Linked DNA regions of Mus musculus: region 1 is linked to region 2. The links are chromatin loops, found by intact Hi-C in ENCODE. Cell type or tissue: left cerebral cortex. All regions are shown on one strand. Links, peaks and the distances in the headings refer to the core of each region. The heading gives the core; the rest is flanking DNA.

What was found. Hi-C counts contacts between places; a loop is a spot of excess contacts. Peaks named below come from ENCODE experiments on the same cell type or tissue, not always from the same donor. Only the 100,000 strongest peaks of a DNase experiment are listed, where the experiment ranks them.
Region 1: a loop joins it to region 2, with 1.9 times the contacts of the local background. A loop is called at or near these places in 3 of 42 quality-filtered maps.

The regions. Positions count from the first base shown.
Region 1 is chr7:4,508,025-4,512,403 of GRCm38, forward strand. It overlaps Tnnt1 (troponin T1, skeletal, slow), which reads right to left. Exons shown (of 14, transcript NM_001277903.1): 6 at 4,241-4,262; 7 at 2,293-2,356; 8 at 1,928-2,044; 9 at 1,534-1,611; 10 at 987-1,100; 11 at 450-559. Among named protein-coding and RNA genes, the nearest start is that of Tnnt1, 5.8 kb to the right of the region's middle. In left cerebral cortex, for the core only: CTCF peaks have their summits at 260 (motif pointing right) and 2,050 (motif pointing right); DNase peaks (open chromatin) are centred at 519 and 2,048.
Region 2 is chr7:3,691,187-3,695,550 of GRCm38, forward strand. Mboat7 (membrane bound O-acyltransferase domain containing 7) reads right to left here and starts at 1,800. Exons shown (of 8, transcript NM_029934.4): 1 at 1,555-1,800; 2 at 854-932; 3 at 620-749; 4 at 76-202. The coding sequence starts at 929. Tsen34 (tRNA splicing endonuclease subunit 34) reads left to right here and starts at 2,424. Exons shown (of 5, transcript NM_001164204.1): 1 at 2,424-2,703; 2 at 3,412-3,658; 3 at 3,792-4,041; 4 at 4,166-4,364. The coding sequence starts at 3,416. In left cerebral cortex, for the core only: a CTCF peak has its summit at 1,655; DNase peaks (open chromatin) are centred at 117, 714, 1,991, 2,461 and 2 more places; H3K4me3 peaks cover 3,885 bases; H3K27ac peaks cover 3,542 bases.

The sequences.
Region 1 (4,379 bases), core at 175-4,174, 820 kb after region 2:
GCGTGTGTGTGTGCGTGTGTGTGTGTGCGTGTGTGTGTGCGTGCGTGTGTGTGTGTGTGCGCGCGCGCGCGTGTGTGTGTGTGTGTGCGTGCGTACGTACGTGCGTGCGTGCGTGCGTGCGTGCGTGCGTGCGTGCGTGTGTGTGTGTGTGTGTGTGTGTGTGAAGTCTGGCCTCCAGCTCAATATACAGTAGAGGATGACCCTGAATTGATCCTCCTACCTCCTCCCTGAATGCTGCAATTCCACCTAAATACGGAAGGGGGCACTGTGGATGCCAGACACTACAGGCCAGGCCATCCACCGGGTAGCTTGCATTTGAGTGACATTTTGAACATAGAAAGCAACAGTGGCCCAGAAAAAGGAGTGCCAATTGCCTGAAGTAACACAGCACCAAGGCTCAGACCCGGAGTATCGCCCGTGGAAGCCTTTTGAGAGCTGCCAGGACCTACCGGAGCTGGTCCTCCCCCATGTAGTCGATGTTCAAGGGCTTTTTCCTCTCAGACAGAATCCGGAGTTTCATCTCCCGACCAGTCTGTCGCTTCCCACGCTTCTGTTCTGCCTGGAGTGGGAGGAATCCCAAGCCAGGGATAGAACCTGGAGGCTAAATCCACTCAGCAAGGCCAGTGCCTCCACCACATGCAAGGAGTACATCTCAGCCCTCCCCCTTCAGACACTCAGGGGTCCAGCCTCAGCCTCCTCCTCCCTCAGTCCCAGAGCTCCAGGCTCCAGCCCTCTCTCCTCAGACTCAGGAACTCAAATTCCGTGCCCCCTCCCTCAAGCGTACAGGCCCCGGTCTTCTTCCCTCACACCCAGGCACCACCAGAGGAACATTGTGGCCGGAAGAGGGACAGAGACAATCAGCAGAGTGTCTCCCTCACCTACTTGCCGCATGCTATCTACAGTGACAGCTGGCCCTGGATGAGGTCCAGCACCCTCAAGTTTCCCTTCCCTCCTTGTAGACGCAGATTTCCACAGGCTAGACTCACCTTGACCAGGTAGCCCCCAAAATGAGCTCCCATGTTGGACAGAACTTTCTTCTTCTTGGCGTCATCCTCTGCTCTCTTCTTTGCCTCCTCCTCCTCCTTCCGCATCTTCTCCTCCTGTGAGAACAAAGGGGTCCACGACATGTGGCCTTACATACCTGATGGAGGAAGAGCCTAGCCTGGGTAGTTGATGGCTTAGCATCTCCATAAGTGAAGTTGGAGCCACGGAGAGAGCCACTCCTTAACTTGGTATATAGTTCAGGCTAGCCTCAAATTCACAAAATCCTCCTGCCTCGGCTTCTCCTGTACTGGGATCATAGGTCTGAGGCCATCATACCCAGCAAAGCTCAGCCTTTGTGCTGTGGCTTAAGTCTCTTAGTCCAGCCCTGCCTGAAGCTAGATCAGCCGCAGACTTTTTATTTATATGCACTGTTCACCCTTCCAATAGGAAAATCCTTATGCTAGACATTACAGGGACTTTCTGAGAACCGTAGAGAGTATCAAAATGGGAAATAAAGTATTCTCCTATAGGGAAAGGACAGACACCTACCGCCAGCTTGGCCTGGCGTTCTCGCTCCTTTTCCGTTCTGAAGCGCTGTTGCTCAGCTCTCTCTGCGCGTCGCCTCTCCTAGGGGTATTAAGGGGAAGATTGGGGCAGGGAATGTGGGGGTTCTTGGAGGCTATCCCCTCCCACAAGTTGTCCCTCCACCAGTAGACGAACGAAATAAGGATAGTTTCTTTTATTTAATTGTCCTTTTTGAGACAGTCTCTCGAACTCATGGTAATCTTCCTGCCTCCGCCTCCAAAATGCACTCCTGGTAGAAATGGATACTGGAGTGGACCCGCCCAATGTCCCCGCTGTTTCTCCCAGAGACCCCAAAGCACTACATGGAGGGAGGGAACGGGAGATAGATGTAACTAGAGGACCCGGATTTCCGGCTCACAATGCGGTCTTTTAGTGCAATGAGCTCTTCCTCCTCCTTTTTCCGCTGTTCAAAGTGCACGTCGATGAGCGTCTGCAGCTCCAGTAAGTCTTTCTCCATGCGCTTCCGGTGGATGTCCTGAAGAGGGAGCCCGTGAGGCCGCCGGACAGGGCCCTGGAGCCTGCCCCACCCCAGCCCTAGGTGATGACTGACAGCCAGCTGGGATGGCTTCCAGCAGATGTCAGCAAAGCATTCCTTGCTAATAACAGGACCCTGGGTTACCCCCAGGGTTTTCATGAAGGAAGCATAGAAGGGCACTTTTCAGAATAGGCTCAAGGCGCCAAGAATCCTGCAGCTGCTTCTGGGGTAGGACATCTGTCACTTACATCAAAATCCACACGCTCCCCTTCTGGAATCTTCGGGGGAATCAAAGGAGGCACCACAGGACGGCTGTGTCGATAGAATTGGAGATCATCAACAGGCTGGCCTCCCTCCTCTGCCTTACCACACGCTGTTCAAAATGACAGCCACCCCCCACCCCCACCCCCACCGGCCCCCGAGTCTGTGTGAGACCACAGTCAGGGAAATACAGTTTGAGTATTTTGTTTTGCCTGTTTTGACATACTTGTAAAAACTGGCAGGACCCGGTGGCACAGATCTGTTGTCCTAGCTGCTCGGAAGTCTGAGGCAAATTCAAGTCCTGCCTGGTCTAGAGAGAATCTAAAGCCATCCATGGAAACTTAAGAGACACTGCCTCAAAATGAAAAATCACAACAGGGCTAGGGATGAGATTCGGCCGTAGAATGCCTGACAAGAATCCCCCAGGGAGAGGCAGGGGGCGACTCCCCCAGTGAGGGGCTGCGGGTGACTCAAGACGGAATGCTTGTCTCAAACATACGAGGCCATATATTGAATGCTCTGCATAAAAAGCAGGCAGGGGTAGCTCAGCAAACAAAGACCCCCATGACAAGCCTGATTGTCTGCGTTCCGACCCCTGTAAATCATCCTCTGCACCCCACACTTGCACCATACACACCTCTGTGCTCACACACGCAAAATACGTAATAAAGGCCTTACAGTTTAAAAGCACTGCTCTTCCTTTTGCACTGCTCTGAGATACTTCACTTTCTTCTTAACCATTTTATTTTATGTGTATGTATGAGGTTTTGCCTGCTGCCTGTGTAACACGTGTATGGCCAAGTGCCAGAAGAAGGCATCGGCTCCTCTGGAACTGGAGTTACAGATGTTTGTGAGCCACCACGTGGATACTGGGAACTGAACCCAAGTCCTCTGGAAGAGCAGCAGTCAGTGCTTTCAACCACCGAGCCATCTCTCCAGGCCTGAAGATTTTATTTCAAGGGTAAGGATGAAGCCCGGGGATCACGCATGCTAAAGGCCATGGACTTTAAAGATCGCTATTCTCTAAGCAACTTACAGTTGCCTGGTTGCTCTAACGCTGTACTACTGGCTGTTTAACAGCAACAGTGCGCAGCTGTAACAAGAAAAACGTCTGCGTGCTCGGGTCACCTACAGTTTCTTTTAATAGCTATGATTTAAGATCAGCAAAACCCACAGATGCTGAACTCAGAATCACCAAGACTACTCTTCCGAGGATGCAGCAACACCTTGCCTGGCAAACACTCTTTCCCAAGGCCCAAGTTAGCAGAAACTTCCCGAATAATTCATGTGTCAGAACATTCCTTGCCTTGGCAGGGCTCATCCACTTGGTGTCTCTAAGGACCATGTGTTGTCGGTCCCAAAAGTCCTTGGAAAGGGCCCTCACTTCCTGCATTCCTTCCCTGGTAGCTCTCCAACCTGGAACCTCTGTAACTGCGTTCCTTCCTCCAAGAGTCCCTAAGCTCTAGCCCTGGCCTCTCCGGGCCTCCTCTTAGCTCAGTTAGCTTCCACAGCCTGTACTGGCCTCCCTGGCTTAACCATACTCTCACGATGGCCTGGTTCTGCACCCAGAGTGGGTTTTATACATAACCACTCACTTTGAGTGTAAGAAATGACTGTCCTTGCCTACAACTTTCCTTCAGCTAGCAAGGTCTTTATCGAGAGGGTCCAGGTTATCACCTCCTCGGGAAGCCTTCCTTGATTGGCCCTGGGCCAACACAGAGTCCCCTTGCATGGTTTTCTAGAACCCAGGCTGTTATTTTTATATCTGACCTGTTTCACAATGTAGGAAGGTCCTCAACTTCTTGCTTTAAGAGTTAAGGTTGGCTGTGTTCAAGCCCTGATTTCTCTGCCTTTTGATTTCTCTGCCCTGTCTCTCTTGGTGGAGGAGCATGAGAAGATAGGCTTGTAACCCACACCCACCCTGTAGCACCTCACCTGGGTTTGGGGCGCTCTTCTTCTGGTGGCAATGGGGGAATACAAAAAGATAATTAGAGAGAGTTGGGTAGAGAGAGGCTTGGCATCCTTAAGAGGAAACCCAGAAGCAGCCTGCGAGCCCAAGGCTGGGGGGAGGACA
Region 2 (4,364 bases), core at 1-4,000:
AGTCTGGGAGGAGAAAGCAAGGAGGCTCCCCAGCTCCCAGGGAGACTAAAAGAAGTAGTGTTCGCCAAGTCTCACCTTCAGTGTCAACAGCAGCTGGACAGCATTGGTGAAGGGCGTGGGAGTGGGCAGGCCCAGCAGGCTGAGGGCTCGGAAGAAGAGGAGATAGGAGAAGGTCCAGGCAAGAGCCAGGGCATGGCAGGAGCTAGGACAGAGGTGGGAAGTCATAATGTTGGGTACAGGGACCTTAGCCTCTGTTTCCTTCTCCTGAGATACCCACCCCCGCCCCTGCCCACATTCAGACAGAGAAGAAGAGGTGAGAAGACTGGTGAGTAACAGAGACAGAAGAGGCACAGCCAGAGATAAGAAAAGAATGACCGGCATTAAGAGAAGCTTCTGGAAGAAGGAAGGCACTTCAGCCAGAGCTCAGCCTGACTGGACTATGGAAGTCAGTCTGCCACATGGATACTGAGGACTGGGGCAAAGACACAAGGTGGGAAGAAAGATGGCCAAGGCATAGCGACACACAGTAAGATTAAAGGAGAAGAAATAGAAGACTCGAAGAGGAAACAGACTGCTGCTTCTCTGCATCCTTCTTCCTTTCTCACCACCTAGTTCTCACCAGGGCTGGGCCTGAATGAGGGCCCAGGTTCCCAAGATGGTGATCAGAGAATGCAAACTGTGGGGGCCACAGGTGAATAAGGTGAGCCCCAGGCCCACAGCTGCTGCCCCCCATCTCTTCAGCCCAGGTCCTGAAAGGAAAAGGTAAAGTATAAGCCTAGAACCTTCGGGAGGGGTGATTCCCCACCCCAGCTCCCTCACCCTAATTTTCCACTAGACAAGGAACCTGACTCACCAGCTTTCTTAAAGAGGAAGCCAACAGGGATGGAGATAAGAAGGACCATTAGATATGTCCATTCTTCGGGTGTCATGGTCTGGGGGAGGAAGGACTCACAGTGAGAACCAGTATTCCAGTCCCTTCCTCTTTTGAAGACAGTAGAATCCCCTTTGAGAACCCAGGCCTCCAGCTCACTCCTCCTTCCAGGACCCAAGAATTAAGCCCCCACCCCACCCCTTTGCCAATGTTGAAATCAAAAGTACTTCTACTTCCATTTATGACCCACACCTTCCGGCCAGAAAAACAATCCTTCACAACACCCCTCTTCTCTGAGAGCCCAGGAATCTGTATCATCCTCACCCTCCTGAGTACATTGGAGCCCTTCTGGGTCCCCAATTTCCTCTGCGTCTTACAGGACCCAGTACTCCCACTCCCGCCCAGCTCGGAGAAGCCCAGCATTTAGCATCCTGTTTTCTAAGCTCTGAGCTCTGGGCTCCTCTTTAACCCGTACCTCGGAGAGAAGGCAATGACCCTGTACGATCTGCAAGCACCTTTCGTAGCCCAGCCCCGCGCAGCGAAGGCCAGCGTGTATCCGATTCTGCCTCGGCAGATCCACAGGCGGTTACGCCACCCAGCCCGGCCACGCTCTGGGCGCTGTCCCCGCACCCCGCCACCCTACGATCTTCGTGACGCCGCCATGCAACCCAACCTGGGCCCACCTGAACCGTCCGTGGGCCAGAAGACTGCGGAGCTCCTTTTCGAGGCCGCCTCGGCTCGCGCCACGCCTCCCCAGCTCAGCACGCCCCCGCACTGCCCGTTCTGGAGGGCGCCGGCAGGGCTGCGCGGTCCAGGCCCCGAGAGCCGCGGCTGTACGAGTTACAGCACCGCAAGAAAGGTACCCAGAACACCAGTCTGCCGCAAGATGCCTGTCGCGATCTTTCTAGGAGGTCCCCGGGCAAAGAGCTGCCAGTACGTGAAGGGGCGGGGTTTCGGGTCAGAGAGGCGGGGCCAAGATCTTCGAGTCCCGTTGAGACTTGAGGAGGAGGGACCTGGAGCTCAGAGACAGACTTTCAGCTTCGGATTCCTTCGGGCACACTCGGTCATTCAAGCCCTCGGCATGGAGTGCCACAGCTTCGGCTTACTTCGGGGATAGCCGAATTCCAAAGTCACGGCTCGGAATTAGATGCGTTTACAAACTCGGCCGGATGTAGGCGGGACCACACACTTCGGCTTGATTCGGAAATAATCGGGTCCAAAAGTCGTTGTGTAGTGTTAGGCGGGCTCAAGAACGCAGAACGAAGTAGGCGGGACCGCATGCTTCGGCTTACTTCGGAGATAGTCGGAATCAGCCGGGGTCCGAGAGTCAAAGAACCACGGGGTGTGGGCGGGATCGCATATTTGGACTTACTTCAGATAGCTGAATGCTTTTTCAGGTCACGGTCAAATGATATTGAGGGCAGCCGTTTTGGCCTAACTTTGGAAATAATCAGTAGACTTAACAGGCTGAGCTAATAGTCTTGAGGGAGGAAGGCGGAGCCACAGAAGACCGGAAAACGGCGAAGGGGCGGGGCCGACATGACTGGTGGATTTGGGGGCGAGGCCAGAGCAATGACCCTCAAGGTCCCATTTGTGCAGACCGGAGTGGCAGTGAGGGCTTTCTTGGCTTTTCCGCTTTGCTGACCTGACGGGATGACGGAGGACGCGCTACGTAGGGCCAGCTCCGCCTTAGCCGAGAGTTGGTGTTGGCTAGGGGTTGACTTATTGCCTCTGCCTGAGGACAGTACGACAGATTGAAAGGGAGCCACGACGCACACTGCACCTCGAGTGCGACTGTGGATTCAATCGTAATTGTGAACTCCTTAAATTGGGTAGGAAGTGGGCGGGGCCACAGCTGGAAGAACGATGGGATCTGGCTAGGGTCGAATGCTGAACCTTTTGCAACTTAGAGGGGGTGGCTGATTCTACTGAGCCGAGATCTCCCGCATGCGTTCGGGAATAGAGTCGAGATCTTCCGAAGGCTGAAACGCTTGCGTTCGGGTAGGCAGGACTCCCGATTGAGCCGAATTTAGGATGCTGGAACATCGAACAGCTGGCGCAAGACAGGACTGGGTTTCTTTTAAAGTCCGACTCAGAATAGGCGGGAAAGGCGAATCTGGGCACTTCGAAAGGGGAGGGGCTGGGCTCCAAGTATTTAGAAGAGGGTGTGGCTTGAGCAAACCACCCTACATTGAGGTTCTGAGATTTGACGGACGCATAAGAAGACACCCACTTTGCAAAAAGGGCGGTGCACCACTATGGCGGGAGGTCTCTCTGAGGGGACGAGAGATGGTGGTACGCTTTGGCAGAGAAGATGGTCACCTGGAGCTGAGGGGGAGCGGAACGGTGGGACCTGGGTGAGGGGCGTGGTCTTAACTGGTCCCTGGGTAGATCTTGGCTGGGGGGCGGGGGGGGGCAGGTGGCAACCCCAGCCCCGCCCCTTGGGGGGTGAGGGGCGGGGTCTTGCGCTGAGGGCGTGGAAGACTTCAGTCGGGTCGGTGGGGCTGTTTGGGTGACCGCGACGCACCCCCACTCCGCAGGAAGATGCTGGTGGTGGAGGTCGCAAATGGCCGCTCGCTGGTGTGGGGAGCCGAGGCCGTGCAGGCGCTGCGGGAGCGTCTGGGAGTCGGGGGACGCACGGTGGGCGCCCTGCCCCGCGGGCCCCGCCAGAACTCGCGCCTGGGCCTTCCGCTTCTGCTGCTGCCTGAAGAAGCCCGGCTCCTGGCCGAGATAGGCGCGGTGACCCTAGTCAGCGCCCCGCGCCCGGACCCCCGCAACCATGGCTTGGTAAGAAACGAAAGGCCCTGATAGTGGGAAGGCCTGGGAGGGCCTGTTGGAAGGTTGTAAACTGGTCAGAATTCCTGTCTTCCTAAGGGACTGCAGGATGTGTCTTGGGGTTCCAGTTAAGTTTACTTCTCAGGCCCTAGCATCGTTCAAACGCCAGCAAGAGCAGAGTTTCCAGGATCAGAACACTTTGGCAGCCGAGGCCCGGGAGACCCGGCGTCAGGAGCTTCTAGAGAAGATCGTAGAGGGCCAGGCTGCCAAGAAGCAGAAGCTGGAACAGGATTCAGGGGCAGATGAAGGAGGCCAAGAAGCCGGTGGAAGTGAGGCTACCCAAGGGAGTGAGACCAGTGATGATGGCCAGCCTTCTGCGGAGCAGGAGGGAGCAGGTGAGATTTTAGGATTTAGAGTTAAAATTTGGGGCAGGAGGGAGGGAAACTTTGGAGAATTTTAGTTGGATTTTTCTGGCGCTAAGGAGACCTTGTGGACTCAGTAAATTCTTTTTGCTCCCAGCCCCATCCCTAGATTCTTCATCTCCCCAACCAGGACCTTCAAATGGGGTGACTCCCTTGCCCAGATCAGCCCTGCTTATCCAGCTGGCCACTGCCAGGCCTCGGCCTGTAAAAGCTAAGCCTCTGGACTGGCGTGTGCAGTCCAAAGACTGGCCCCATGCTGGCCGTCCTGCCCACGAGCTGCGCTACAGCATCTACCG